7 separate regions of the Mus musculus genome follow, and all the other regions are linked to region 3. Evidence: chromatin loops called from intact Hi-C (ENCODE). Cell type or tissue: gastrocnemius. All regions are shown on one strand. Region 1 holds the start of Tmem102 (transmembrane protein 102). Region 2 overlaps Gm39566 (predicted gene, 39566). Region 3 holds the start of Tmem95 (transmembrane protein 95). Region 4 overlaps Polr2a (polymerase (RNA) II (DNA directed) polypeptide A). Region 5 holds the start of Senp3 (SUMO/sentrin specific peptidase 3). Region 6 has its middle 29 kb from the start of Polr2a. Region 7 overlaps Sox15 (SRY (sex determining region Y)-box 15).

Evidence for each region. Peaks named below come from ENCODE experiments on the same cell type or tissue, not always from the same donor. Only the 100,000 strongest peaks of a DNase experiment are listed, where the experiment ranks them.
Region 1: a loop joins it to region 3, with 4 times the contacts of the local background. A loop is called at or near these places in 32 of 42 quality-filtered maps.
Region 2: a loop joins it to region 3, with 2.4 times the contacts of the local background. A loop is called at or near these places in 32 of 42 quality-filtered maps.
Region 4: it touches region 3 in a loop (2.7-fold over the local background); 20 of 42 quality-filtered maps call a loop at or near these places.
Region 5: a loop joins it to region 3, with 2.6 times the contacts of the local background. A loop is called at or near these places in 17 of 42 quality-filtered maps.
Region 6: it touches region 3 in a loop (5-fold over the local background); 16 of 42 quality-filtered maps call a loop at or near these places.
Region 7: it touches region 3 in a loop (2.0-fold over the local background); 2 of 42 quality-filtered maps call a loop at or near these places.

The regions. Positions count from the first base shown.
Region 1 is chr11:69,802,310-69,806,309 of GRCm38, forward strand. Tmem102 (transmembrane protein 102) reads right to left here and starts at 3,315. Exons shown (of 2, transcript NM_001033433.4): 1 at 2,711-3,315; 2 at 1,286-2,621. The coding sequence starts at 2,924. The coding sequence ends at 1,306. It overlaps G630025P09Rik (RIKEN cDNA G630025P09 gene), which reads left to right and starts at 1,360. Exons shown (of 1, transcript NR_027913.1): 1 at 1,360-3,729. It also overlaps a transcript of Fgf11 not described here. In gastrocnemius, a CTCF peak has its summit at 1,652; DNase peaks (open chromatin) are centred at 660, 1,631, 2,509 and 2,855; H3K4me3 peaks cover 3,290 bases; H3K27ac peaks cover 2,244 bases.
Region 2 is chr11:69,810,426-69,814,425 of GRCm38, forward strand. Gm39566 (predicted gene, 39566) reads right to left here. Exons shown (of 3, transcript NM_001378260.1): 3 at 467-4,000. The coding sequence ends at 692. Among named protein-coding and RNA genes, the nearest start is that of Gm39566, 2.9 kb to the right of the region's middle. In gastrocnemius, no CTCF peak of the experiment used is centred here; no DNase peak of the experiment used is centred here.
Region 3 is chr11:69,875,357-69,879,356 of GRCm38, forward strand. Tmem95 (transmembrane protein 95) reads right to left here and starts at 2,699. Exons shown (of 7, transcript NM_001195710.2): 1 at 2,491-2,699; 2 at 2,184-2,240; 3 at 1,943-2,023; 4 at 1,825-1,845; 5 at 1,605-1,685; 6 at 1,431-1,518; 7 at 698-1,358. The coding sequence starts at 2,662. The coding sequence ends at 1,328. Kctd11 (potassium channel tetramerisation domain containing 11) reads right to left here. Exons shown (of 1, transcript NM_153143.4): 1 at 2,908-4,000. In gastrocnemius, CTCF peaks have their summits at 1,045 and 1,696 (motif pointing left); DNase peaks (open chromatin) are centred at 1,697 and 2,594; H3K4me3 peaks cover 1,781 bases; H3K27ac peaks cover 3,805 bases.
Region 4 is chr11:69,752,831-69,756,830 of GRCm38, forward strand. All of the region lies in intron 1 of Polr2a (polymerase (RNA) II (DNA directed) polypeptide A), which reads right to left. Among named protein-coding and RNA genes, the nearest start is that of Polr2a, 3.8 kb to the right of the region's middle. In gastrocnemius, a CTCF peak has its summit at 2,082; a DNase peak (open chromatin) is centred at 2,077; H3K4me3 peaks cover 665 bases; H3K27ac peaks cover 1,867 bases.
Region 5 is chr11:69,680,590-69,684,589 of GRCm38, forward strand. Senp3 (SUMO/sentrin specific peptidase 3) reads right to left here and starts at 1,381. Exons shown (of 11, transcript NM_030702.4): 1 at 1,074-1,381; 2 at 1-261. The coding sequence starts at 250. Tnfsfm13 (tumor necrosis factor (ligand) superfamily, membrane-bound member 13) reads right to left here. Exons shown (of 13, transcript NM_001159503.2): 10 at 3,896-3,943; 11 at 3,629-3,744; 12 at 3,265-3,403; 13 at 1,988-2,755. The coding sequence ends at 2,646. Tnfsf13 (tumor necrosis factor (ligand) superfamily, member 13) reads right to left here. Exons shown (of 6, transcript NM_023517.2): 3 at 3,896-3,943; 4 at 3,629-3,747; 5 at 3,265-3,403; 6 at 1,988-2,755. The coding sequence ends at 2,646. Tnfsf13os (tumor necrosis factor (ligand) superfamily, member 13, opposite strand) reads left to right here and starts at 1,443. Exons shown (of 3, transcript NR_166809.1): 1 at 1,443-1,558; 2 at 3,815-4,000. In gastrocnemius, a CTCF peak has its summit at 2,363 (motif pointing right); DNase peaks (open chromatin) are centred at 883, 1,396, 2,075, 2,377 and 1 more place; H3K4me3 peaks cover 3,273 bases; H3K27ac peaks cover 3,641 bases.
Region 6 is chr11:69,727,283-69,731,282 of GRCm38, forward strand. No RefSeq gene overlaps it. Among named protein-coding and RNA genes, the nearest start is that of Polr2a, 29 kb to the right of the region's middle. In gastrocnemius, a CTCF peak has its summit at 1,973 (motif pointing right); a DNase peak (open chromatin) is centred at 1,982.
Region 7 is chr11:69,655,456-69,659,455 of GRCm38, forward strand. It overlaps Sox15 (SRY (sex determining region Y)-box 15), which reads left to right. Exons shown (of 2, transcript NM_009235.2): 1 at 1-444; 2 at 998-1,272. The coding sequence ends at 1,166. Mpdu1 (mannose-P-dolichol utilization defect 1) reads right to left here. Exons shown (of 7, transcript NM_011900.4): 2 at 3,356-3,421; 3 at 3,111-3,243; 4 at 2,481-2,566; 5 at 2,270-2,388; 6 at 1,965-2,075; 7 at 1,242-1,873. The coding sequence ends at 1,748. Among named protein-coding and RNA genes, the nearest start is that of Sox15, 2.4 kb to the left of the region's middle. In gastrocnemius, CTCF peaks have their summits at 111 (motif pointing right) and 1,955 (motif pointing left); DNase peaks (open chromatin) are centred at 122, 787, 1,430 and 1,950; H3K27ac peaks cover 989 bases.

The DNA.
Region 1 (4,000 bases), 73 kb before region 3:
AACACCATTCCCTCACCTTGCTACCCTCCACTCCTTTTGAAGTCACCTCCAAATCAACCCTTCTTAGTGCAGACACCAGGTGGTTGTCTGCAGGACCCTCTGTCGCCCCGAAAAAAGGAGCATCCGCCGTTTCTGTCTGTTTTCTAGTTGCCCCTTAAATTTCCCGAGGAACAACTGGCACTGCTTAGATCCCACACCCTCCAATCTAACAAGGCCCCCAAGAGAGGAGTGCACCCACGTTGTCAACACTCCTCAAACGTGAACAGGCCCTTAATAAGTCACAGCGCATCAGAGCTTCCTGCGCCAGGGCTTTCTCGTCCTCCCTGGGACTGCTATAACACCCCTTCCTTTCCCCGACGCCCCTCAACCTGTCCTGTCCTGTTGATCCGGGCGACGGGTGCCGCGAGCTCCAGCTCCAGGCTCCTCCCTCCCTGTCACCCGCAAGCGGAGGTTTCCCCCCAACGTCGGCCTAAGCGTCCCGGACCCCCAGGAAGGAGTAAGGATGTCTCTGCAGAGCGCCTCGGTTCGGCAAAGTCAGAGCACTGGGCCTGGAGGTTGGACCAGGCAGAGCGGCGGAGGCAGCGGCAGCGGCTGTGGGAAGCTGAGGCGGCGGCGGCGACAGAGGCTCCCCCTCCTCTGCGAGCCGGCCTGGGGGCGGGGCAGGGGGCGGAGACGCTGGGAGAAGCTGGGCGGGCGGAACCCTGGGGTTCCTTGGAAGCTCTAAGTGGGAACTGTCACAGAGGCAGGCGGAGTAGAGGCAAGGCCTGCAAATCTCGGGGTTCAGAGGAGAGGAGACACGGAGCCTGATATGGCGGGGCTGGGGGCAGGGGGTCGATGGAATAGCCGACAGAGAGAAAATGAAAAGGGATTCTACTGCCTGGGATGGAAGTGAGGACAGAAATGGACGAGGAGAGTTGGGGGGAAAGTGGAGAAACCGGTAGCTGTGCCATCCAGTCTGGGCTGTGATCCGGCCTTAATATCTCTGGTTTGGTATGAGCCAATTGATCAGAACTAGGTTTCCAAAAACCAGTTCCTTCCCGCATTTTGTCAGTAAATACATTCCTACTATCCCTGTCAGACTCTGAAAGAATAGGGGAGAGAGGTTCCGGGAGGCAGTACCGGGACAGAAGGGGCGCCAGCCAGATTTAGAGAACTTGGGCCTCAGGCAGGGTAGAATACTGGGGAAACCTTTTAGAAAAGGGACTTTGGACCCAAGCATACACTGTCTGTATGGAGGGAGCAGCAGTCCCCTGCATGACCCTCTCACCAAAGGAAACACTTTCCATTCCCTTAGGAGTAAAATCTTTAATGGGTCCCGCCCCCTACGCCCGCTAAACCGCCCCCTTTGCGGGCAACCTTGGCTTCCTCTACAGCCTCACGCAAGGCCTGTGCAGGGTCCCCGCGGAGCTGGGCCAATGCCCCGCGCAGAGCAGCGGAGCCGTCTCCCACACGGAGCTTTCGGCCGCTCAAAAAATAATGAGGCAGCGCCCCGGCCTCTAGCACTCGGCTCAGCTCATCCAGTAGCCCAAGGCAACAAGCGCCGGCATTTTCCGGCCGCGCCAAGTAGAGCGCCGGGAGCCGCTCGCACGCCCAGTAGAGCAAGGTCCGCAGGAGGTAGGGCGCAGCGGCTCGGGTCCCCGCCACCAGCGGGCGCAGCAGCGCCTGGGCCGCCGCGTGTGCCTGAAGCAGCGGCGTGGGGATGCGCTCTTTGAGCGCCAGCTCCTGGCGAGCGAAGCACAGCTGCCATCCAGAGGTGCTCGGCTGCTCTGGGAGGCTGCCCGGCACTAGGTAGAAAGAGGCCGATTCAGAGACCAGTGGACCCGCCCACGAGTGGCTCCGAGCCGTGTCAGGCCAGCCTGTCACGGTCACCACCGGGATCAAGTCGAAGAGCAGGAGGTGGCGTGGGGGCTCTGGAGTTGCCAGGAGGACCGTGGTGACACCTGCGTGACGAGCTGCATGAACTAGCCGTGGGGCGCCTGGGACCGGGATCAGGGACTCAGCAACCTCAGCCAACTTAACGAAGAACCAGGAAGTTACTTGGGTCGGGCATAATGTGGGCCATGCCTTTGGAGCCTCCGACGGCTTTGGGACTTGGCTTTCGTCGGCGTCCAAGGCGTCGCTGCTCAGTGTTTCCAATGGCTCAGGAGTTTCAGGATTGGTAATGTCCTTATAAGACGATTGGGACTCTGAAAGGTCACTAGATGATTTTTGCAAAGACATGTGTGGCTCAGGTTCAGGGACATAATCATGTGACGGATCTACAGAGTTTTCCCGGTCGGTGGGACTCTCTTTGCTATGGGTTTGGTGAGTCATATCACTTTCTTCTGGGACAGGAGGTCCTAAGCAATCCTGCCAGGCCTCCCGGACCAAAATTCCACGCATCAGTTCTGGAAGGCGGAGCCATGCAGAACAGGATTCCAGATCCAGTAGCAGCTCGGGCCCAGTGCCATCCAGAGAAAACACAGGCACAAGGAGTGTAAAGCCGGCATCATAATGAGGTCCCCGGGAGTAGGGACCTAAGGGGGCGTGCCCTAAATCTAGGGAACCTTCGCGAATCCCACCACGAAGCAGCAAGAGTTCTGCCTGGGGTGGAAAACGAGGGTCTTGGCGGTGAACCAGACCTAAAGAAGAGAAAGGGTCGTGAAGGTATCCTGGTTCAAAGTCGGGGCAGGAAATGGCGAGGCTGGGGTTTGCAAATTCCCACACTTACCGAGTAGAGCGAAGACAAAATCCTTGGCTCGGAGAAGATCAGCTCCAGGCTTGGGCCCTTCACTCCAACTCTCCTGAACACGGAGCTCCTGAATTAACTGAGTGAGCTCCTGCAGCTGGGCGCCCGAGCAGAAATCTATGTCTGTGAGAGGCCGGGCTGGGGCTGGGGGCGGTGGTCCCCACCAGGGGGCACCCCCCCAGACGGTGGAAGCCATGCTTCGCTAGCGTTTGGTGCAGTTAGCTTTGGCAGGCCTTTCTTTTGCGGCCCCAAACTTGTCCAGTTTTCCCCTCCCTCTGAGGCAGATCAAGGGTTACAGACAGGCCACAAGTGGGTCTTGGAGATGATGTGATCTGTATTTAGTCTTCCTGATGAACAAATGACTATTGCCTTCGGTTTTTTCTAAGCAGGTTGCCCCACGGTAAATCGGTTCACCTGACTCAGCAGGTTAAAAAAAAAAAAAAAGGCTATTTGGTCCCTCCTGGGAATACAATAGCCAATCTTTACCACGAGCCTTTGCCCACCTCCCTTTACCTCTTTTTGAGAAGGGCTTATTGGTCCGCGGCTTTCCGATGAAGGGGTAGCTTCAAAGGTGGTGGACAGAAAGCAACATAAAAGATTCTACAGGTAACTTCCTGGTGGTCACATGTCCACGCCCTTTCTGGAAGCTGTCTGGGTGGCTCCGGACTGGTTCCGCCTCCTGTGAGAGTTCGTTCAGTCACGCCTCTCACCCTGCTGAGATGTTGTTACCCTGGGAGTTGTAGTTTGTGTTCCACGATACAGGTGCAGCGGTGCCTACACACCCTTTCCGTTGTTTCAAAGTAGTGCCTACTGGAAGCTGTAGTTTGTTTGTTTGTTTTCCTTTTTATCCCTTCAATTTATTTAGCTATTTGAGACTGGGTCTCACTGTGCACCTCTGGATGGCTTGGAACTTGCTATGTAGACCTGACTGACTGCATCTCAAACAGTTCATCCTGCCTCTGCCTCCTGAGTTCTGAGATTAAAGACATATGGTACCTTTTATACAAAGTCTTATGTAGCCCAAGATGGCCTGGAGTCACCATGTAGCCCAGGCTGACCCTGAACTCACAGCAGGCTTCCTATTTCAGCTTCCTTGATGAGAGAAGTTACAGGTTCCTGCCACTACACCCAGCTGGAGACAGTATATTATTCTGTCTAATCAGTCCTACACAAACACTCCTTGGAATTGAAGAATAATCGGTTGGATCCGAACAGTAAATAATGAACATTTCCTTCGGTCCAGTTTTGAGGCTCCATGGCCTCTTAGACAAG
Region 2 (4,000 bases), 65 kb before region 3:
GTGGTTGCCTGCCTGGATGTGTACCACATGTGTGCAGTGCTCACATAGGCCAGATGATGGCATTAGGTCCCCTGGGGCTGAAGTTACAGACAGCTGTGAGCCACCTGGTGAGTGCCAGGAATCCAACCTGGGTTCTCTAGAAGAGTAGAAGGAGCTCTTACCAGATAAACTATCTCTCCCATCTTTTCAGGATTTTTTTTTCTTGAGACAAGTTTTCTCTGTGTAACAGCCCTGGCTGCCCTGAAACTCACTTTGTAGGCTAGGCTGGGTTTGAATTCACAGAGATCCACCTGACTCTACCTCCTCCTGAAGAGGATAATTTTTGGTTTTTTTTTTAAAAGGGAGACAGGATCTCAAATAGCCGTGCTGATCTTGAATTCGTAACATAGCTGAGAATTCCTTTAAACTCCTGATCCTCCTACCTCCACTCAAGTGCTGGGGCTCAGGTGTGCAACACAACACTTGGTGAGAATTTTAAATTTTAATTGACATTCTAATAGTCACATTTGGCTAGTGGTTAGTATCTTTTTTTCTTTTTCCCCGAAAATTAACTCTTGAGCCTGGCTATGGAGCTGTGAAGGGTAATAGGAACGTGTTAATTCTGTGCCTGTTTAAGATGGGCATGGTCATTATCCATGGTAGTGCTGGGATGGAGGACCTCAACCAGCCACAGAATGCTTCTCTTGCCTCTTTATTCTCGACGCGAGTTTGTCCCCTCTGTGTTCAAGGTCCTCATCACATTTTGATATCCCCACTCCTTCTGGGTCTCTGAGTTTCTGGGTGCCTCTTGACGGAAGCGTCTGGAACAGAGAGCTTCACACTTTTCTCTGCCAGTCACTAATGGTTTCTGGCGGGAATCAAAGACCACATGACCTGTCCGGAGGCCTGGCCCCGGGTAGTGGGGCTTCCAGTTGATTTTAGGAGGCATAGACATTTGGCGATACTTCTGGCAAGCCGGAGGAACTGTATCCACAGGGTGGTATACCCAGTCTTGTCTGTCTAACCGCCGGGAGGGTTGCTGTAGCTCAATCAGTACAGGCACCTCTGAAAAAGTTTTCATGTCCTCGGAGATCACTTGGGCCTTGGGAGGGCAGGAGTTTTGACTGAAGGGGACAGAAGTCCAGGGTAAGTGCTGCTTGGTATTGTCCTTATGAGAAGCCATCTTACACGCGAAGGATTTCACTGGGGAAGGTGTTAGCATTACTGTCTGAAGTGAGCCTGAGATTTGGGCAGAATCTGTACCTGGAACATAACTTAATCTTTTGGCAAGGCCAGCATCTAGGATAAGGGCCGAGTCCTTGCAGGGAATAGCTTGCTGGGTAAGGCCTGGAGGCTTGAAGCCAGAGCCCCGGCCAAGTGCTGGGTCCTGGTGAGGACAGGGATCGCGCTCTGTGGCAGAGCACTCCTGAAGGTTAGAGCTTTGGCTATGTTCTGAACTGTAAATGCTAACATCTTGGTTAAGGTCCGATCTTTTTTCAGTTTCAGTGGCATTGATGAGGCTGCTGCTCTTGTAGGAGTCAGAGTCTTGGATAAGATCTGGGACTCTACAGATTTGAGAATCTTGGATAAGGCCTAGATTCTTGTAGTCTCCTGAGTCTTGTGTGAGACCTGAGCTCTTATGGAGGCAAGAAGTTTGGACAAGACCTAGGCTCTTATGGGTACTAGATTCCTGAGTAAGTCCCGAGATTTTGTTAACTTCAGAATCTTCGGTATGGTGCCGGTTCTTCTGTGGTCTAGAGTCTTGGGTAAAGCCTACATTCCTGCAGACTCCTGGATATTGTACATTTCCTGTAACATTATTGCCTCCAGACTCTCGACAGGGGTCTGGCCTCTCATAGGTGGTACCTAGGGAGGGGTCTTTATTTTTGTTGATTACAGGATCTTGGTTTAATGGAGCATTCCTATAGACCAGAGAGTCTTGCATAAAGCTCAAAGTACTCTGGCCAGATGTTTCATTAAATATCCCATTCTTGTGGAGACTGGGATGTTGGATGGCATCTAAGGCTGAATGACTCCTGAGAACACCAGCATCTTGGATGGCAGCTGGACTCCTCAGGCCAGAGTCTTGAGAGAGATCTAGATTCTTTTGAAGGCAAGAGTCTTGAGAACCGTTTGGATTTGTGCAGAGGTAAAGATCTTGAGTATGGTTTGGAAACTTGTAGAAACCCAAGTTCTTGTTGACACCTGGGGTCAAGGTAAGCCCGGGGTTCTTGTGAAGGCTTGAATCTTGGGAAAGGCCTGGGTTCTTCTGGAATCCTGGATTTGTGGTAAGGCTTGGGTTCTTGTGGAAGCCTGGATCTTGGGTAAGGCCTGGGTTTTTCTGGAGCTGTGGATTTGGGATAAGGCTTGGGTTCTTCTGGAGTCCTGTGTCTTGTGTAAAGCTGATGTCCTTGAGAACTCCGGAATCCTTGGCAAGTGATGGAGTCTTTTGATGGTCAAGGCCTTGGTTAAGGTTTTGATTCTCGGGGTTTGGAGGTTGGATTAAGGACTGAGCGGTGGTGGAGAACTGAGGAGGGATAGAGAAGTGGGAAGAGGAGGCCATTTGAGGAGAACTGGGAGTTGAGAGAAAGGAGGAGGCTTGTGTTAAACTGGAAGGCTTCAGATGGTTAGACAGAGACACAGCAAACGTTCTGGGAGAAACAAGGGGCAGAGAGAGAGTGCACGGAGCGGGGACGGTGGTCAGTGTGCTCTGGGTGGTGCTGGGGGAGTGAAGGCAGGGTTTCGAGGGTGTGGCATCCTGGGCATAGACCAGGAACTGGTGGTAGAGTGGAGCCTGGGCTTCCTCAGTTTTCCTCTCAGAACGGCAAGGATGAACGCTGCTGTAAGGGAAGGTCTTGGGCTGGGAGAACTTATCTTTGGCATGATCTGAGATCGTCCATTCCATGTTCCCCAACTCCAGGTAGCCCAGCCTAGGCCCTGAAGGAGGCTCAGCAGTGTCCCCACCATGCTGCTTTGGTGTTTGCTCAGCTGTACCAGAATTTACTAGGCCCATCATCTCTTGGGGTCTGGAGAGGATGTTCAAGTCCTTCCGGATGTACCTCGAGTCCTGGGAGCCATGCCTGGGGAAGGTGCTTGGCTTCTCTCTTCGGGCATCATAGACCATATGGCCAGTAGAAAAGCTGGGACCAAAAGTAGCCACTATTGAAGGAACAGAAGATGGGGTAGGGGTAGAGGTGGTGGTGGGAACTTGAACAGGTGCTTGAGTAGTAGTCATGGACAGTGCTAGGGCAGGGGCTGGGGCACAGGTTGGGACAGGGGTCAGAACACAAGTGACTGGAGTAAAGGTTGGAGCTGGGGCAGAGGTTGGGTTGGGCACTGAGGTATGGGCATACAAATGAATCGGAGAATGGGATGGGGCATGTGCTGAGACTTGAGACTCCGTCTCTTTAGGGACATCAGCTTGGGAGTGGGTCAAGGTGTGTACTGGTATTGGGACTGGATCATGGCCTTGGGATTGGAAGGGAGCATATGTAGGAGACTTGGGTGGGGTTTGAGGTGATGTACAGGCTGAGTTTTGCTTAGGGTTGTGGGCTAAATCCCGGGCTGGGGTTGGGGCTGGAATCTGGTGTGAGCTAGAGGGCAGGAGGTGGGGCTGGGCCTGACCCAAGGCATGGGATTGACTATGAGTTGTGGCCTTGACGGGGGCATAGGGTGGGTTGGGGGCTGGCTGACAGGGTGAGGTTGGGGATGGAGCCTTGGCTGGTTTGGAGACTTCACTGAAGGCTGGGATAAAGTCTGGTGCACGGGATGGTGATGCACGGGCTGAGGTATGCTTAACATCCTGTGCCCTGAGTTCAGAGTGCTCTGAGGTCTGAGTCTGGGACTGGGTGGAGAGGTGCTCATGGGTGTTGGTTGAGGTATAGGTTAGAGCCTGGGCTGGAGCATGGGGTGGACTGTCAACTGGTGCCTTAGTCTTGTTGTCTTGCGGTGAAGAGGATGGAGCCATGTTCAGCTTGCTTATCTTTGGAATCTGGGAAGAAATCTCTGGCCTGGCGAAGGA
Region 3 (4,000 bases):
GGTAGAGAGACGTGATTTCTGCACATTGTTCTCTGATCCCCACACATATGCTGTGGTCTACAGAAGCTTACACACACACACTAAACAACATTCAAAAACAAAATTTGGAGCTGGCCCCCAATTTTAATCCCAGCACCTCTAGAGGCAGAGGCAGGCAGATATCTCTGTGAGTTTGAGGCCAACTTGGTCTACGAAGTGAGTTCCAGGACAGCCAAGACTGTTACACAGAGAAACCCTGACTCACAAAGGAACCCTATCTCAAAAGTTAAAGAGGAAAGGCATGTTGACCCCAGTGGTTCTAACCAGGTTGTGGATGCATCATACTAACCAAGGCTTCACATGGGACGATTTTACTCACCCGGGGGGGGGGGGGGACACAAGCAGGCTGTTTAGAGGCTGTCCAAGCCACTCCAAGTGTGCCCTCCGGACACCCAGTTTGAAAAGTAGATGGAGGCTGGGATCCCATATGAAAAGCTCCCAGTGCTCCCACGAGAACTTATGTCTTCATTTTCCATCTCCTGTCATCCAAACCCCAAGCCCCCAATACAGAGAAGACCGGTACCACCAGAATTCCTCCACCATAAATTGTTGACATTAGGACAGGATTTTCCTGTGTGTCCCAGGATGTCTAGCAAGCTGCCTTGGTCTCCACCCACTAGCGCCAGCCACACATTCCTCCAATTAAAACAAAACTGACTCCAGACATTGCTAAATATCTATTGGGGGGGGGGCACCTCTAACAAGAATTCCTAAGAATTCCCATCCCATCTGCCTGCCCAAGTTGCAGATGGAGTCAGACAGGAATGGAAAGCATCACACAGCAGATTTACACAGGCCCAGAAGGAGGGGGAGGTCCAGGCTGCACAATATTAATACAATGGAGGGACTGTATGCCAGCGGGTTGACTGATGTGGTCTCACCCCAGAGGGAGAGAGTTTTCCAGAACCCTCATTCCCGGATTCCGGATCAGTCATTGGAGGGCCTAGAGCAACATCTACAGGCCAACAGTCCCCCGCTTTCCGGGAATGGACAGAGGGGATGTGGGAGTGGTGGTGGTAAGCGATTCTTTCCTTCTGTAGATAATTTCCTGGCATCATCTGCTGCTCTGTTTGATTGGTGGAACACAGAAAGGGAGGGACTTTCCAGCTGTGGGTGCTTGGGTTCCTGGAGGCCATCTGACACGAATATTGATAGCAGAAGTCTGAGGTTTAGGGTCTGAAAGACTGAGGCTTTGGGGCTGGGTCTAAAAAGTGTTCCCACCCTAAGGGATGTGGAAATTGTGGGCACAGATTTCTTAGAGCTGGGGCTGGAAAAGCTGTCCTCCTCTTCACAAGTCTTTTGCTTGCAGGTTCAGGTACCTGAAAGGAGACAGAGGATGGGAGGCCTGAAGAGAATCAGGGAAGGGGGTTGGGAAGATCCCCACAACTCACTCCACTTGGAGGCTCACAACACCCGAAAGCAGGACAATTCCGAAGATACATAGGAGCAGAATCCTAGCGTCCCACAGATCGTGACTGTCTGCAAGGAACCCAGGAGACCGTGGATGATCCTGTGGATCACACCAGGGAACCTAGGGGGCCTTAGGAGGGTGAGGATTAAAGAACCTGGGTAGCAGTGCTTTTGGGGCCAACAAGACTCCTCCTTGCCCTCGCAGGTGGAGCAGTTGTACAGGATGGTGCTGCCCCCTGCAGGAGACAATAGGAGCAGCGCTGGCAAGCGAAGCCACCGCCTCCAACCCCTTCCTCCCAGCCGCCCAAGCTCCTCAGGCCGTCGCCCTACTCTCTTCGCTCCCCAGGGGGCTCCACGGCCTTTTCTTTTACTCACGGCAGACAGGAGCACAAAGAGCTGCAATGAAAAGCAAGGAGCAGTGGCTGACTTGTTCAGTCATGCCCCACGGGGCTACAAATCCTAGGCGTCTCCTTGGTACCCTCCCCATCAATACCTTCCCTGGTGTACTGGGGGATCCTGGTCTTCTGAAGCCATTGCCAGTATAATGGAATCAAGGAGGTGGATCCTTTTTTCTCTGGAGAGGCACAGCACAGCTATATTGCCCTAGACCTCATCGGAGCTGCCTTCCAGGCCCCCTCCCAGATCGGTCCCTCTCTTCACCTCCCCTCCCCCCATATCCCGTCTCGTCTTGGGTCTTCCTAAGTCTCAAAGTGTCCGTTTTCTCCAGACCTCACCTATGACTCTCAGGACTCGGTGAGTTTTCTCTGTGACTTGCTTCATTGAGACCTCATCTGTGGAGATGGACAAGAAGGAGCTAGAGTAGGCTCTAGAGTTTTGGGGGGTTTTGTGTTGTCTTTTGTTTTTTTGTTTTCCTATTTCCTAGGGCACAGAGTTCTTCCAAAGAGAGAGAGAGGCTAGTGTGTCCAGAAAGGGCTATGGACTGAAGCAATGGCTGAGATGCACAGCTAGGAGCTCGGGCGCCAGCCCCCTTAGGATCCAGTGGTGACTATTGCTGAGCTAACCTTGCATATCTGATATTACCTAAGGCAAAGGCCGAGAAATCTGGGGAAGCCCATTCCTTCCATTTCCACTTCGGCTTCGTCTGGTTATTGAGCTGAGCCAGGCGGTTTGCCAAGGCATGATCTTGGAGACGACAGAAGATACAAGCCTTGGCCACGGCCAAGAAAGCCCCACCCAGAGCCAGCACCCACATGAAGCCTGCTGGGGTATGGAAGGAGTTGGACCCCCTCAGACCAGGGAAGAGTCAGAATTCTCTGAGATCCAGATTCTGACCCTTCATGTCGGAGGTTCTAGACTGATCCAGAACAATGCCATTGTCTTACCCCTCGGCTCCGGTAGAGCCACCCCTGGGCCCCCAAGAACTGGAGGCTAAAACGTATCTCTAGGACGGATAAATCAGGGTTTCTGTTGCAAGGGGATAGTGGCCTTTACACGTCATGGTTCTGAAAGCAATTTATTTTTCTTCTTGTAAGTCACAGTGATAGATGAATGACTCCACCCAATGATGACCATGTTTATGTGTGTATCCCATCCGCCCAGGAACCCAGAAATGCTATCCTTCCCACACCCTCCCCGACTCTCCCAACTCTAGCTCCTGGCTGCCCAGGACAGCCTTAGGCCTTCCTTACCCAGCTATTTCCTAGCAACAGGCTCATGGTTGTCTCAGCAACCAAGAGCTCCCAGAGGTCTCAGAGGCCCAGCTAAGCCCAGAGGCTTTTACCTCTCATAGGAAGGGCCTAGTGTGACTCAAACTCAAACAAGGCCCTCCTGCCTACGTGGCAGCGCAGGCATAAACACACATGCAAACACACACACACACACACACACACATACACACACACCCTATGATTAAACTAAATCTGAATCTGCTTTTACACATACCACAGAAGTACCTGAGCCTGGAGAGTTTCTAAGCAACCCCAAACAGGCCTGGACAGGCCAAGATCACAGAAGGACCAATACACAAGCACAGGAGTCAGCAACACTGATGGGAACCAAGACAGCAGGGAGCCAGGCAGCATCAGATCTATTGACTGGCAGGCGCACACACATGAAAGAGGCCTCTGGACACCATGGTCCAGCCCCACTTCCATACAGGATCCTCTGGAATTCCAGAAGGGAGCTCTAGCCCCCGTGTTGATGGAGGTTCTCCTTGCTCCCTATGTCACCCTAGGATGGAGTGTCCCACAATAGGTGGCTTGGAACATAGTAAAGAAACCTCCCAGAGAGTCCTGGCCTCTTAATGGTTACTGTAGGATAAGATGTCAGCTCCAGTAAAGGAAACCACAGTCTAGGGAGCAGGTTACATTTGATAAGTCAAAGTCCTCCCACCTAGTGCTCAACCCGCCAGAGCTCTGCTAGGTTTAGCCTGGGCAAAGAGGTGCTATCTTACTTTGCCACACTTCTGAATACAGAGGACCCATCCTCAAGCAAAAACAGGCTAGAGAATCCACGATGCTTTCCCAGGATAAGCCCCCGCGTAGACCTTCTGGACCATTCGTGAGTCTTGTGGGGTGGAAGGGGGCAGCTC
Region 4 (4,000 bases), 120 kb before region 3:
GTCTATGAGTGCAGGTGCCCTTGGAGTCAGAGGCATCAGATCCCCTTCATGTGAGTGTGAGTCACTCATGTGGGTTCTGAGAATAAGCTCAGGCCCTCTCCAAGGCCAGTAAATTAACCACTGAGCCATCTCTCTAGTCCTAGCAGCAGACATTTTACCAATTCAAAGAGCCCTCTGTAATTCAATTTCTACCCCAAAACTTTAAGAATACCTCACAGAAAGCCCCTTATTACCCATCTTCCTACCCAAACTAAAACCATGTAATTCCCTTAAAAACAGGCTCTCACACTGAACTCGGAGCCCACCAATGTGGCTATCCTAACAAGCCAGCAAGCCCCAGAGCTCCTCCTTTCCTCACTGCTGGGATTATGGGAGCACACCTCTACACCTGATTTCTTACATGGCTATTAGGAACTGAAACTCAGGTCTTATGCTTGCACAGCTCCCCAGCCCTAAGTGCTGTATCTTTTAAAAAGGGGTAAAAGGCAGGCATAAGGGCCCATGCTTGTTATCCTAGCACCAGGCAGAAAGAGCTCAAGTTTGAGGCAAGCCTGGGTTATGTAACGTGTTCTAGATTAGCCAGAACTATATAGTGAGACCAAGTCTCAAAAAAATCCACCTCATTTTGCATATTGTTAAGTAACTTTTTCTCTTATCTGTTCACAATACCTTCAAAAAAGATTCATTAAGCAAGAAAACCCAAACTTAAAAATATTTATGTCTTAGCAACCAGTAGCCATTTGAAAAAAAAAACAAAAAAACAACAACAAAAAGCAAAAACAAACACATGAGCTGAAGAATATTTTAATTTGTTAAAATAAAGCCAGGTATGGTGACATGTACCTGTCACCCAGGAGGAGGTTTTAGGGTGCGAGGCCAGCCTGAGCCTACAATGGACATCTTGTTTAAATAAACAATGAAATAATAAAATTTCTTACTTAAAACTGTTAAATGCTGTCTGACCTCTCAATCCTTAGCTAACAGCACCCCATTTCATGCTCCAAATCTACTAGTCCTTAGCAATTGCTAAAATTGCAGCTTTGTGATCCAGGCACAGTAGCATTTGCCTATAACCCCAGAACTCAGATCTAAACACTGTCTCAAAAGACAAAAAAGCTAGAGAGCTGACTCAGTGCTTAAGAACATATCACAGGGGCTGGTGAGATGGCTCAGCGGGTAAGAGCACTGACTGCTCTTCCAGAGGTCCTGAGTTCAAATCCCAGAAACCACATGGTGGCTCACAACTACCTATAATGAAATCTGACACCCTCTTCTGGTGTGTCTGAAGACAGCTATAGTGTACTTATGTATAATAATAAATAAATATTAAAAAAAAAAAAAAGAACATATCACAGAGCTGGGTGTGATGGCAAACTCCTTTAAGCTCAGCAGGTACATCTCTGAATCTCTTCGTGAAAGGCCAGCCTGCTCTACAAAGCAAGTTCCACAGTAGCCAGGGCCATACAGAGAACCCTTATCTCAACAAAACAAAACAACAAAAAAACCAAACTACCACCCCCCCCAACCAAACAAGGACAAAACACCCACATATTGTTCTTGCAGATAATTGGAGGGGAGTTTTCAGCAACTGTGTCAGGTCTCCAACACCTCTTCAGACTCCCCCACATACATATGCCATGCACATATGCACACAAAAACACACATCAAATTTTTTTTATTTTTTAATTTTTTGTAAACAACCTGAATACAGCTCCAGGGGATAAGATCCCCTGATCTCAAAAAGACAAAAAACAGTCGGGCGGGGTGGCGCACGCCTTTAATCCCAGCACTTGGGAGGCAGAGGCAGGTGGATTTCTGAGTTCGAGGCCAGCCTGGTCTATAAAGTGAGTTCCAGGACAGCCAGGGCTACACAGAGAAACTCTGTCTCGAAAAAAACCAAAACCAAAACCAAAACAAAACAAAAAATCCCCTGATCTCTAAGAGCACCTCCACCCTTTTCCACACATATCAAAAAACAAAAACAAAACAAAAACCCTACAAAAAAAAGCAAGCCAAACCAAACAAAAAACAATTCAGCTTCTCAAACATATGATGTCATTCAATGGGATCCAGCGCCATCTAATGTTGGAACTGAACCATGTGCAACTAGTAGAGTACAGAGCACCTATACTTCTAGAGTACAGAATACCCTGTGCCCCTGTGATTTTGCTACAGTGCTTTCAAATGTGACAGCAGTTTGGGAACATTGGATCTAGACTATAGGGCAGTTTTGTTCTATTCTAAAGATAGGACCTACGGTATTCAAAAAGGGTTCCTATTAGTAAATATTTAGGTGACTTTCAATTGTCATTTTCAAACAATCTTAAAACGTATTTACCCAAATCATTTTAATTACATGCAAATCAGCACCAGGATCTACTTGGAATGCTAACAGAAAGTTAAGAAAATTAATCCTCCAACAGTGGCAGGCTATTGAAGTAAAACAAAGGGTAGGGGGTTACAGAACGAAGGATGCTATTTAAATGGTCAGAGTAGACATCTAAATACAGAACACACTGACATGAAGAGCAGGCAATAAGGTCTGGGCAGTGTTATTCTAAGCAGCAGAGACTGATTAAATAGCCCCTGAAGCAAGAATAAACTTGCAGTGTTAAAAGCTAAGCAGGTCAGAGTTGCAAAAGGAAACCAAGAAGGGCTAGAGAAATGGCAGAGTGGTTAAAAGCACTTGTTGCTCTTGCAGAGGACCTAGGTTTTATTCCCATCACCCACATGGTGGCTCACTACCTTCAAGAATTCCAGTTTAAGGGGACCCAATGCCCTCTTCTGACTCTCAGGCACCAGGGACACATGTGGTGTACATACATGCATGCTGGCAAAACATTAATAATACTCATAAAATAAATTAATCTAAAAATATTTTTTTAATTTACCAGGAGACTGGTAATAAGATGGAGAGGCAAGCAGGGGCAGAATTTCAAGGAGTCTGGATCCTCCTGAGAGGATGCCATGAAGGGAAGGACCATGATGAAAACATCTCTACAACTACTGGAAGACTGAGGCAGGGCTACTCAGAACAGAGGTCAGTGGGTAGGTACCATCGTAAAGGTAAAGGCTGGCCTGGCCAGGTGGTGGTGGCAGCACTTGGGATGCAGGTCTCTGTGAGGTTGAGGCTAGCCTGGTCTACAGAGCAAGTTCCAGAACTATACAAAGAAACCCTGTCTCAATTTAAAAATTAAATAAATTCTTGGTTTGATGCTGGGTCAAGAGATACATATATTAAAGACTGAATGATCTCCAAAAAGCTAACCAACTTATTCTTCTATCAATAATGCATGAGGTCACTCATCTTCTCATTATTTTTGCTACCAGATTAAGAAACTCTTTTTAACTTGTTATTAGGAAACCTTTAAAAAAATAAAAGATTTATTTTATGAGTACACTGCTGTTGTCTTCAGACACACCAGAAAGGGGCATCAATTTCTATTACAGATGGTTGTGAGCTACCATGTGTGTGTACTCAGGACCTCTGGAAGAGCAGTTAGTGCTCTTAACCACTGAGCCATCTCTCCAGCCCCACCCCACCCCCTTTTATTTTTAATTTGTTAAAGGAAAAAAAAGTCTAACCACGCCAGGTGAGATGGGCTTATGCTCTCAGCACTCAGAAAGGTAAGGCAGAAGAATCACCATTTGCAGGGCAGCCTGAACTGAACAGCAAGATTCTGCTTCAAAATACCAAGAGCTTCAAATACATGTAGCCAAGTGGTCAAGAGCACTTGCCTAGCATGCACAAGGCTGACTTTCAGTCCCAGCAAAATTCAGCCTGGGCTATGAGCTCCAGGATAGCCAGTGCTACATACAGAGACCCTGCTTCAAAAGCAAAACAGAACAAAACCCTGAAAAATCAAACCCTGTCCATCACAGTACAAATTTGTTTCCCAATATACTTATTTTAGTTCTGTTCTAGAGCCTCTGATAAAAGTGGCCCATGTCTGCCTTACTCTTTTAGTACAATGCTTAGCTTACTGTAGGATCATCAGAA
Region 5 (4,000 bases), 190 kb before region 3:
CATCTTCCTCCTCTTCCTCTTCCTCTTCTTCACTAGCTGAGGCATCAAAAGATGGCCGGGGGGCAGGGAGGCGTCTAGTTGGCACTGTGGTCCCAGACCCAGGATCTGGCCCAAAACCACCACCGGACTTGAGCCGGGGCTTAGGGGGTAGGGGCCAACGAAGACGCTCTCGCCTGGGATTTGAGTAAGTGGTGCCGGGTCCCGGAGGCTCAGGCCCCCAAGACCCGGTCCCCTGTATAGTCTCTTTCATCTTTCAGTACCCTGTAAAACAAAAGTTTGATTATCCAACTGAGGACACCCTACTCCTTTCTCCAAGATCGGAACTGTTCTTCAGCATTGTCCCTCTAATCTCAGATACAGCTAAAGACAAATCTAAAAACTCATAACTTCAGCTCTTCCCAGCCAACCTCGTCCAGAAGGAACTGACTCTGCCATCATTTCGTCCCTTGTCCAGGTAGAGAAGACAAAAGAAAATGACTGACTGGTAGGCCTTAGATATTTTATTTTTAAGCTCTTTGGGTGAAACCCAGTATTTCCAGGCTCAGCTTTAATGCTACTATGGATGTCCTTGGGACAAGTCTGAAGGCTGTTTTGCTAAGAGAGATGGCTCAGCACAGGAACCCAGACACAGGTACCTGGGAAGACAACTTTCACCAGGAAAACTTTGGTCCCCTGTGGGAAGTTCCCTTTCGCCCTGGAATGATATGGGGGTAGGGGGGGAACACACACGTCTCAGGTATGGGGGAGGGTGGTGCGAGGGCAATGGCTCAGGAAATGGAGTGATGAGAGGAAACGTTGAAGAAAACTGCAAGCGAACCGAATCGGTGCTTAGCGACCGAATTAAGGAGATGGGACAGAACGGAGCCGTGGGGGCCAGGCAGACCGGCCCCTCTCCAGTCTTCTCCCAGGAGACCTGATCGCTTCCCGGCCCCAGTATAGTTTGAAAGCTCGGGCGACTCGGCACACAACAGTCTTAAGTCCTTTAAAGGGCTTCCTGGGCCCAGTTAGGTGCGAGCGAAGACCAGAAATGGAAGAGGCCACAAGGGCGGGGGGAGGGGAAGGGGCGTCCTCACCAGGAGCGGGGAAGCCGGGCACACGGGCCCCAAGGCGGCTGTCTCCGACTTAGGCTTTCCGGCTCATCTTTCGGACGGCGGCGACCCCGCCACTCCTGCTATCCTCAGGCGGAGCCGTCTCAATTCACGAAGCCAATGCTCGTGCCGCCCCACTGCGGCCGCCTCTAGCGCGGCTCTAGCCTCCACCTCCACCTCCACCTCCAGCACCGCCGCCACCCCTCCTCCTCCTTCCCCTCCCGCGAGCCCCAGGCCCACCGCCGATGGCGGCGCGCAATTAGTGCGTCACACCCGGCGAGCAGCGCCGGCTCGTGCTCAGTCCCGCCTACCTCAGCGCGTCTAGGCCACCGGACGGTCCCGCCCTCGAGCTCTACGCGGAGCCGAGCCTGCGCACAGTCGCCTGGCTTGCCGCGTGTGGCAGTCCCACGGCTCGCTCTTTTACGCCTGCGTGTCGCGCCTAGCCTCACGCTCTACGTCGCAGCCACACGGTACTCCCTGCTCTTCCGTGGCCTGAGCTTTGGGTGATCTAGTGGGCTTCCCAGTGCATGGCCAGAATGTCAGGGGCCCCGCAAGGATTGGACCAAAGCTAGGCGCTTAGGAAAACGGAGGCCGAACATTGGGTTTTGAGGGCTTTGTTTTTAAAAACAAACAAACAAACAAAAAACAGCTGGGCGTGGTGGCGCACGCCTTTAGTCCCAGCACTTGGGAGGCAGAGGCAGGCGGATTTCTGAGTTCGAGGCCAGCCTGGTCTACAGAGTGAGTTCCAGGACAGCCAAGGCTACACAGAGAAACCCTGTCTCAAAAAACGAAAAAAGAAAAAAAAACAAAAACTTTAAGCAGGGCGTGATTAAATAGTGAGACACGACCGGTGTGCCAGGGCGTCCAGTACATACAAACTTCCCGGATACCAGTCTGATCGTGGAGAGCCTTTCGTTTATTTGTTTGTTAGTTTGTTTGAGACAGGGTCTCACCATTGTAACCCCTGGGTGGCCTGGAACTCACTATTTAGACCAAGTTGGCCTCGAACTCATCGAGATCTGCCTCCCGAGTACTGTGATTTAAGGCGTAAAGCTCAGTGCCCAGCTCGGAAGTGTATAGGAGAATGGGGAGGATGAATGGCATGCATATCGAGGCACCTAACATATATCTTTTTCTAGATAGTAACAAGAATTTGGACGCAATAGGTGAAATACTGAAAGCCGGGCTTCTTGTTAATTGAAGCAGAGGGTACTTGAAGAGTTGGATAAGGTTTTCCCTAGCAGAGACCATAGTCTTTCCTCAACCTGCCGCTAGATGGTGCTGCTGTTCTGGATGCATTCCAGTGGACAAGGCTTGGCACAGTGCGCAAAACCCCCTTCGCACACACAACAAAAGAATTTGGGGCTGTGTGGGAGATAAACACAAAATATTCTACTTTTTTAATATCCATGGAGTCAAAGCCCAGATAGTGGGAGCGGGAAAGGCAAAGGGAGGAACAACAGTCAAGGCAAAGCCATGGAGAGCTGTTCTTGACCGTTCCTTGTCCTTTGTCTAGCCAGTTTTTGGAATGGGAAATCCCCACCCCCTTTATAACAATCATAGTTTCACAAACCCCAGGAATGTTCCATGCGGAGAAAGGCTAAGTTTTGCGTTTGCCCGTGGAATTTTGACAGTGATAATATCCCCTTGATGTAAATGAAAGACACCTGAGGGTGGGGGAAAAAAACATTTCAGACGCTTCGTTCTGCCTGCTCCAGCCCCTCCTCCATTTTGATTTTATGTTTTCAGTTTTTTGTTGGGGAACATGTGCATGTGTGGAGATCAGAAGACAGCTTGAGAGTTGGTTCCTTCCTTTTGCTCTGTGGGTTCTCGGAATCAAACCCAGGAGGTGAGATGTAAGGGATGGAGCAAGTTACTTTCCTAAGTGAGCGGTCTCACTGGCTTTGTTGAATTTTGAAGGCAGTCTCACTCTGTAGCCTAGGCTGACCTTGAACTTTAGGCTAACCTATCACATGGGCTTCATATGTGGGATTATAGGCACGAACCTAGTTGTTCATAGGCGGGTGCCTTTTCTCCCTGCAAGGACTTTGGCATCTTGTTCTTGAGTCTTCAGATTTGCCTCTCCACCCCCGTTCCCAACTCTCTGGTCTAACTCCCCACTCCAAGTCAGCTCTGCTACCTCATATCAACACTCCACGGAGCCCACAGTTCTCACCTGCACTGTAGCAGCTATTGTAGGCACGGTCAGGATCAGAAGGCATACTTCTGATACATCGGAATAGAGTTTCTCTTCTCCCTTGTCCTTCCCGAGATACCACCTGACCCATTGTGAAAGTCACATCATGAAACAGGACCTGTCAGAGAAGGGAGACGCTGAAGAAAACCGGGATGGCACCATTCAGTCCCTGGAGGCCTCAGGAGCACTGGCAGTGGAGCCAGGCAATAAGGAGGGGGTTTTCTAAGTTTAGTATGAGCAGAGGGATCAGGAAAACCCTCCTTACAGACAGGGTACATAGAAAGAAGAGTGACAAGCCAGTCTCCATGTCCACACGGCAGGCTCAGGGCTTATCTGGGATTACCTGACTATAGAGCAGATAAATTCCAGTGTCCCAGACTCGTACAATGTCTCCCTGGGCCTCCAGGCCTCTCCCACGCCTAAGTACTGGTTGCCACATCACCTCTGTCACGTCAGAGTCTGCTAGAGGTGAGGAGTGTGCAGGTCAGCATTTCCTTACCCTCAGTACATGAGCTCTCTCCCTTTTCAGTTCTAGGGTTCTCTTGGCCCCAGCCCCACAGTTCCTGGTTGGTGCCCCTCCCACAGTGCCGTTATTTAAAATAGTGCTTACCCTTGGAGGTAATGTTAACTGGAACAAGATGCAGGACTGAGTGCTTCTCTAAGGAAAGAAGGAGGAAACAGCAGTGTTGACCTGCCCTGGAGTCCACCCTCACCT
Region 6 (4,000 bases), 150 kb before region 3:
AAAGTAGCCCCAGGACAGCCAGGGCTGTGTGGTGATGTCTCATCTCAAAAAACAAAATCGAAACCCAAAGCATTTAGTAATTTGGTTTTGCTAAGTAGGTTAAAAGCTAAATGTTTACAAAACAACACAGAGATCCTAGGGGACACTATACAAAGTAAGAGAATGATGCCTGAGACACCATGATGGTTAATTTTGTGTATTATGCATGACTATATTAAAGATGTCCAAAGAGCTGGCAAAATGTAATTCCTTAAGGGGTCCTAGAGGGCCTCTCCAGAAGAAATCAACATTAAGATCAATAGACCAAGTGGAGAGGAGTCTCTTTTGCCAGTGCTTGATTCACACAGAACAGGGAGAACCTAGCCCGTCTTCTTGACCTTGGCTCCAGGCTCTCGTGTCTCCAGGCCTCATGTTCAGGTTCTCAGGCTTTTGGCATCAGACTGGGTGATGCCAGGAGCTTTCTAGTTTTCCAGGTTACATTCCACATGCCACGAAGTTCTTGGTCTTCATAATCCTGTGTGCTCTTTATGTGTTCGTTGCCCCTGACGGCTACTGCTTCTCTGGAGGAATCTGAGTTATACACCAAGCTGTCAAAAACCCAAGGTAAAAAGAATCCTGAAAGCACCAGAGGAGAAAACAGGAAGAAATAAATCGTCCAAGAACACCTCACTGGAAACCACGAAGGCCAGGATTCAGTTTGAAATCCCTGAGAACACTACAAGAACCGTAAACCTGCTGTAGCAGAAGCTGAGGTCGGGGGAGATATCCCTTTGAAGGGAGAATGGAGAACTCCAGATAAAAACCAAGCGTCTACCACAAGCAACACTGCTGGGCAGGGAGTATGGAAAAGGGAGTTTCCTATGCTGAAGGAAAAGAGCGCATGTCTCAGGCCCTCAGGAGCACGTGAATTGGGCAACACAGCCTATCTAGGGGGACACAAAACAATACTATTTTCTTCTTTAATTTTTTTTATCGAACTTTAAAGACTTTGATTTTGGTTTTTTTTTTTTTTTAATATTTATTTACTTATTATATGTGAGTACACTGTAGCTGTCTTCAGACACTCCAGAAGAGGGAGTCAGATCTCATTACCGATGGTTGTGAGCCACCATGTGGTTGCTGGGACTTGAACTCAGGACCTTAGGAAGAGCAGTCGGCGCTCTTAACCCCTGAGCCATCTCACCAGCCCCTGATTTTGTTTTTTAAGATAGGGTTTTTCTGTGTAGCCCTGGATGACCAGGCTGGTCTCAAACTTACAGGGATCTGCCTGCCTCTGCCTCCTGAGAGCTGGGGTCAGAGGCATGAACCACCACACTTAGCTTTTATTTGTAGTTTTGGTCAGATTTTGAATTTCTTCCAAAATTATAGTTAGTTAAGCACAGGACTGGGAACGTTGCTTCTGAGACCCATCTCCAATGAGAAAATTCAATTCCACCTGGGAAAGTTACCCTAGAAAAATAAATGCCCATGATTGTTGTTGTTGTTGTTGTTCTTCATCTATTCTTGTTGTTGTTATTATTATTAATAATTTTTTATTATTTTAACATTTTATTTTTATTTATTTATTTTTGGTTTTTTGAGACAGAGTCTCTCTGTGTAGCCCTGGCTGTCCTGGAACTCACTCTATAGACCAGGTTGGCCTCAAACTCAGAAATCCACCTGCCTCTGCCTCCCAAGTGCTGGAATTAAAGGTGTGTGCCATCACTTCCTGGCTCTTAAAATTATATTTTTATACACATTTTCCTGTGTGTGTTTCTATGAGGGTGTCAGATCTCCTGGAACTGGAGTTACAGTTGCCAGCTGCCACTTGGTGCTGGGAATTGAACCCTGGATCCTCTATAAGACCAGCCAGATCCAGGGGCTCCTAACCACTGAGCCATCTCTCTAGCCCCAAGATTTAGAGTTTTTATGTGTATGAGTATATTTTCTGCCAGTATGTAAGTGCGCTGAGTGCATTCTTGGTACGTTCAGTTGCCAGAAGAGGGCGCCATATCCCCTGAATTGGAGTCAAGGACAAGAAACCACCATGGGAGTGCCAGGAACCAAACCTGAGTCTTCTGCAAGAACAGCAAGTGCTCTTAACAACTCCTTTACTGCATCAAAAATATTTATTTGTGTGTATGTGGGTGCCTGAGTGTGGGTTTGTGCATTTGAATGCAGGTATTTTTTTAGAGGCATCAGACAGCCTGGAGCTAGAGTGATTATGAACTTCTGACACAGATGCTGGGAGCTGAACTCAGGTCTTCTGGAAGAGCAGCACATGTGCTCTTAAGTACAGAGTCATCTTTATCACACACACACACACATGAGAGAGAGAGAGAGAGAGAGAGAGAGAGAGAGAGGACAAGACAATTTATAGGAGTTGGTCCTCCCTTGTACCATGTGGGCTCCCAGGGATGGAAATCAGGTCAGCAGGTCAGCAGGCACCTTCACTGGCTGAGCTATATCACAGGCCGTTTTTCCATTTAATTTCCTTAAATATTCAATTTAAACATTTGGAGCTAAATAACATGCCCAAATTAATGAAACTATTAAATGAAAAAAAAAAAAAACTTTTCATAGTGGTAGGAAAGAGGGAAGCAATGCTTCTAAGAACAAAATAATTAAAGTTCAGCCATGTCGTAGTAACAGTCAACCATCTATTTCATGTATTTATCTGTTTGTTTATTTATTTGCCTTATGGGAATTTTATTGCAATACTCTAATGGCTCACTACTTTTTGGCATCTTGTTCTCCAGCTTTCTTTGCCCTTTGTATTTGGGTGGCAAGGAGCCGGGCACTGGCCCGGACCCTAAGACTGGTCAAAGTCTCCCACTCCTCTTCTTCTGGGGCGGCTCTGGCTTTTCCCTTTTTGTAGACATTCCAGATGGGCATCCCAGGTCCTGTAAGCCGGTGGGTAATATAAGTTCTTCAGCGGAACTAGCTCCCTTTGGAGCAGAGGGTTTCCTGGGGGAAAGCATGAGCTTGGAGAGGTGCTGCTCTGCATGCTGGCCTGCTTCTCCTTGGGTCCACGAAGGTGCCACGATGCTGCATCCCACTTTCTCGTGGATACCAGTCACCCTGAGTTCTTCCAGGCTGGAGTCCCTGCCATCTTGGACCTTGGTGTGGTATCTCATCATAGGGCACCTCACTATGGGCCTGATGGGACCTGACACTGGGTGAGGGGGCATTGTGGCACACTTTGGATTCCCGGCCTTGCGTTTGTGGATCTGGTGTGCCAGTTGGTTGAACTGAGTGCCCGTTCACTGCTGCCAATCCTTGTGGAAGAGGGGCTTCTGGATCATGCTATTCTGGCTGGGTGCTATGGCTGCAGCTCTTGTGCTATTTATTTATATTTAGACAGGGCCTCACTACATAGCTCTGACTGGAGTGGAACTTGCTATGAAGATCAGGCTGGTCTCAGACATAGAGTTCTGATTGGCTTTGTGTCCAGAGTTCTAGGATTAAAGCTTTGTACCACCATACCCAGCAGTTAATTATTTTTAAAATGGGCAGGCAGCAAGATGGCTCAGTGGCTCAAGGCATCTGCTACAGAGGCTGAAGCCTGAGTTTGACCCCTGGGAGAGAACCAACTCTCACAAGTTGTCTTTTGAACTCCATTGGCACTATTACATGTGTGCGTGCACACACATGCACATACACGCACACATCCCAAAACCAAATAAAATATAATAAAACTAATAAGGGGCTGGAGAAATGGCTCAGTCATTAAAGTCTATAATCAGTAATGAAAGTTTGGCATGCTGACACTCATGATTCTAATGCTTGAGGGTGTCATGCAAGAAGATTCCAAGCATGAGGCCAATGTCGGCAACATAGCTGACCTCAAAGTTTCATAGAATCCTGTATCTGTATCTCCTGGGAGTCTCACTCTGTAGCTCAGTTTTCTCACTTTCAGGATGTAGTCCAAGCTGGGCTCCAACTAGTAGCAGTCCTGGTGCTTGGCCACCGACATGCTGGAATTACAGACTGAAACCACTATGGCTGGCTTCATAAAACT
Region 7 (4,000 bases), 220 kb before region 3:
GGAGCAGGAGGCCGGCGGGAGCCCTGGAGCGTCTGGGGGACTTCCGCTGGAGAAGGTGAAGCGGCCCATGAACGCCTTCATGGTGTGGAGCTCTGTTCAGCGCCGCCAGATGGCGCAGCAGAACCCCAAGATGCACAACTCTGAGATCTCCAAGCGCTTGGGCGCTCAGTGGAAGCTGCTGGGCGATGAAGAGAAGCGACCCTTCGTGGAGGAGGCTAAGCGTCTTCGTGCCCGCCACCTCCGCGACTATCCCGACTACAAGTACCGACCCCGGCGTAAGAGCAAAAACTCGAGCACCGGGTCTGTCCCCTTTAGCCAAGAAGGAGGTGGCCTGGCATGTGGTGGCTCACACTGGGGGCCAGGGTACACAACTACCCAAGGGAGCAGAGGCTTTGGGTACCAGCCCCCCAACTATTCGACAGCCTACCTGCCTGGCAGTTACACGTGAGTGCCTAATTGTGTCCATCTGTCTGTTCCATGCTTCCCACACGACCCCCTTCCTTGAGAGCTGGGTGGGAACAGAGGCCAGAGTGCCAAGTTAAACCCAAATCCACCCAAGCAGAAGCTACACCAGGCTGAGGGCCCAGAGTTCAGGATAGTGGCTGTTCCATCTCAACTAATGTGTCCTACCTCTGCCTTTTGGATGGCAGTTTCTCCTTGTGGCTGGCCCTTGTGTGACCCATCTTCCTCTCCCAGCCCTGGGGGCAAGGAGAGACCAAGCCCATCCTGTTGCTCCTTCCTGGCCTGCTGCCCCAGGAGGCAAACAGCCGTGCAGCACGCAAGCCGCCTGCTGAGCATGCCCCAACAGAACTACCTTGTTCTTTAAGTCACCCTAGGGTCCCATTCCATGCCTGCTGTACCCAGCAAGGCTGGCTGAATGGCAAGCTCTAACCCTGTCTGCTGCAAACTGGTCAGACCAGTCCCCCACGAAGAGTTGAGGACACTGCCCAATCGATTCAAGAAGACTAACCTCCAGACCCCATGTTTCTTTTTACAGCTCTTCCCACTGCAGACCGGAGGCCCCCTTACCATGCACCTTCCCTCAGAGTGATCCCAGGCTCCAGGGGGAGCTAAGACCCTCTTTCTCCCCTTACCTATCCCCAGACTCTTCCACTCCATATAATACTTCCCTTGCTGGAGCCCCCATGCCAGTAACCCACCTTTAACTGGCAGGGACGCCCAGGGCCAACCCCACAGACCCCTACAGATCTCCAAGGAACCAGAATGCACACTAAACACAATTTTGTACAATTAAAACCATGTTTCGGAGTCTTTTATTGTCCCATTTGTATTCTCTCCCTACAGCAGCAACCAGCGCCTTCACACACCCTTCCGCCAGGACCTGCCTCGGCAGGAACCTCCCCACCCAACCCCAGGGCCCTTATCTGAGTCACTCTCCCTCACCCCCAGAACTGGGCTCCAATAGACCATCCCACCCGGGCAGCACAGGGAAGCAGCCACTAGCTTCCAACCACAGTTTTCTAGGCTCTGTCCTTGGTCCAAAAGGAAGGTAAGTGGACAGGGCCAGAGCATCTGCTCCAGTAAACCAGCTGCTCACAAGGAGGGATCTGGGGAAGTGAGTGAGTGAAGGCAGGGCCTACACAAGCTTTACTGCTCCCACAACCCTGGCTCAGGAGGCTGCAGTTAGAGGAATGGAGGGTGCTTACACTGCACCCGCAGATCAAGTCATGTGGGGAGGACTCTGAGGATGAGTGGAAATGGAATTGTTCTAGAAGCGAGCTCAGCTCTATTGCTCCTTTTTCTGTTTGTGGGGAGCCTTTGCGTTCCAGTAGAAGAGGACCTGGGCAGCAATGAGGCCATTGCAGAGAGAAGAGACCACAAAGACTCCAGCCATGAGGGGGTCTCCAGTTTCCTGTTATGAGAGAGCACAGATCTAGAAAAGTTCCAAGACTCAGCAGAGAATGAGGTTTTAGTGCCCTCTAGTGGGCAGAAGGTGCACTCACCTGAACAGAAGTGAAGATTCGGGCCAAGGAGCCCCCAAACAGCATAAACACTGTAATGGCTGAAAGCTGGCCTGTGTGTCCGTTGCGGTAGTTAGTGGCTGCCTGAAGCAACTAGAGGAGACATTGATACTTTTGGTTCTCTCATCTGACCCTTCTCCGTGACCCGTCACTATTCCTCACGCCCTGCACACTAGCACTCCATAGTTGGAGGTCCTCCTCTGCCTTACACTAGCTCGCGCGCGTACACACACACACACACACACACTCTCACGTCCCTTTGCTTCCTACTTCCCCAGAGTACCCACCTTCCCCACCACCACGGCAGGTACATTGGAGGCCTGGAGCAGAGTGACTACAGCCAGAGGCGTGAGCGGGGAGAGCAGCGCCAGCAGGACCATGGCATAGCAGGCAAGGAAAGCGACTCCTGGGGGTCAGGGAGACAAGGAGTCCTCTTGAGCCTGAGTCCCCACCAAAGTTCCCATACACAATGCCTGCTCTCCAGCCAGTCCCCGGCACCTTTCACGGTCTCTCCTCTGTAGTGCATGACCAGGAAGCAGATGGCAACGGTCTGGAGTGTCAGGAACAGCGCTTCACCCCAAGAGCTGCAGAGTCAAGGGGTGGGAGGAAAAAGGCAGGCCTGGAAAAAGGCAGGGGAAGCCTCCATGCCCCGTCCGGCTCAGCTCTGGGATGAGCCTGTGCTTTTCAGTCTGCCACTCCCACCATGCCTGGCTCACGCAGGGAAGGCTCGCTCCATCCCCATATTTACTTATTAGAACTGCAGGTGCTGGGGCCAGAATAGCTCAGCAAGTAAGGATGTTTGCCTCTGAGTCTGATTGCCTACGTTCCAGCCCCAGGATCCACACACTGCAAGGAGAGAACCAACTCCTACAAGTTGTTCCGTGACCCCTCCCACCTCAAATAAACAAACTGAAAAGAAAAGAATTGTGGGGCTGGGCGGTGGTGGCACATGCCTTTAATCCCAGCAGTTGGGAGGCAGAGGCAGGCGGATTTCTGAGTTTGAGGCCAGCCTGGTCTACAGAGTGAGTTCCAGGACGGCCAGGGCCACACAGAGAAACCCTGTCTTGAAAAACCCAAAGAGAATCTTGGGGATTTGGCTTTGGGCGTGAAGAGTGGACCCTCACTCACCTGAAGGGGAAGTTGTTGGTGATGCTGTAGACCACGGTTCCGGTCAGTGCCACTAGCTCCAGCATTACTGACTGGAGACTCAGTCCTTCTGCACTCTTGGCTCCCAAGAGTTTAAATACCTGGGGCAGCTTGACTGTGGACAAAGCAGCAGGGCTGAGGAAAGGGCACTCTATCCCCAGCCTTGGCATCCTCAGCCTCTCACCTCCCTTCCCTTTACTCCAACAGCAGGAAGGAGCTGTACGTACCGAGAAGTGACCCAGCCACGATGCCCAGCCCGAGGCCTTTGCTGAGGAGAATCTTGAGGCAGGGAACTGAGAAGAGAGAGCAGTCAGCAGAGAGGCCTCTGGCGCCCAGGTGAGGGTTTGAAGTGCTCCTAGGAGCTGTTGCCCTCTCCCTCACCCGTGACCACCACACCTACCACACCAGTAAGTCTCTGGGGGTGGTAGGGATGACAGGGCAAACATCCTTGCTACAGACATCTTCTATTCAGACTGGGTGTGCTGTCACAACAGCTTCTTCCTTCCTGTCCCCCTTCCATTCCCTATAAATACACGTCTAAAATAGTTTTGAGGGCTGCAAAGAGTAGGGTTGTCCCCTTCAGAAGGACCAGGATAACCAGAAGGTTCTGAAATGTATGGTGTGGGCACTTGTCTTTGGAAGGAGGAGCATTTGAAGTAGGCCATCCAGTTCCTGAGGAGAGTAGGGTCAGGGAATTCTTAAGCAATGCCTGTGTAACTAAAAAGCTAACTTTTATCCCTCATTAACCCAGGAGCCACGTGGTAGACGGACAGAAACAACTCCAGAACTTCCATGCATGGCCCCCCTAATAAACTGTACTAACAAAAATGCACTAAGGCCGGGCGTGGTGACGCACTCGGGAGGCAGAGGCA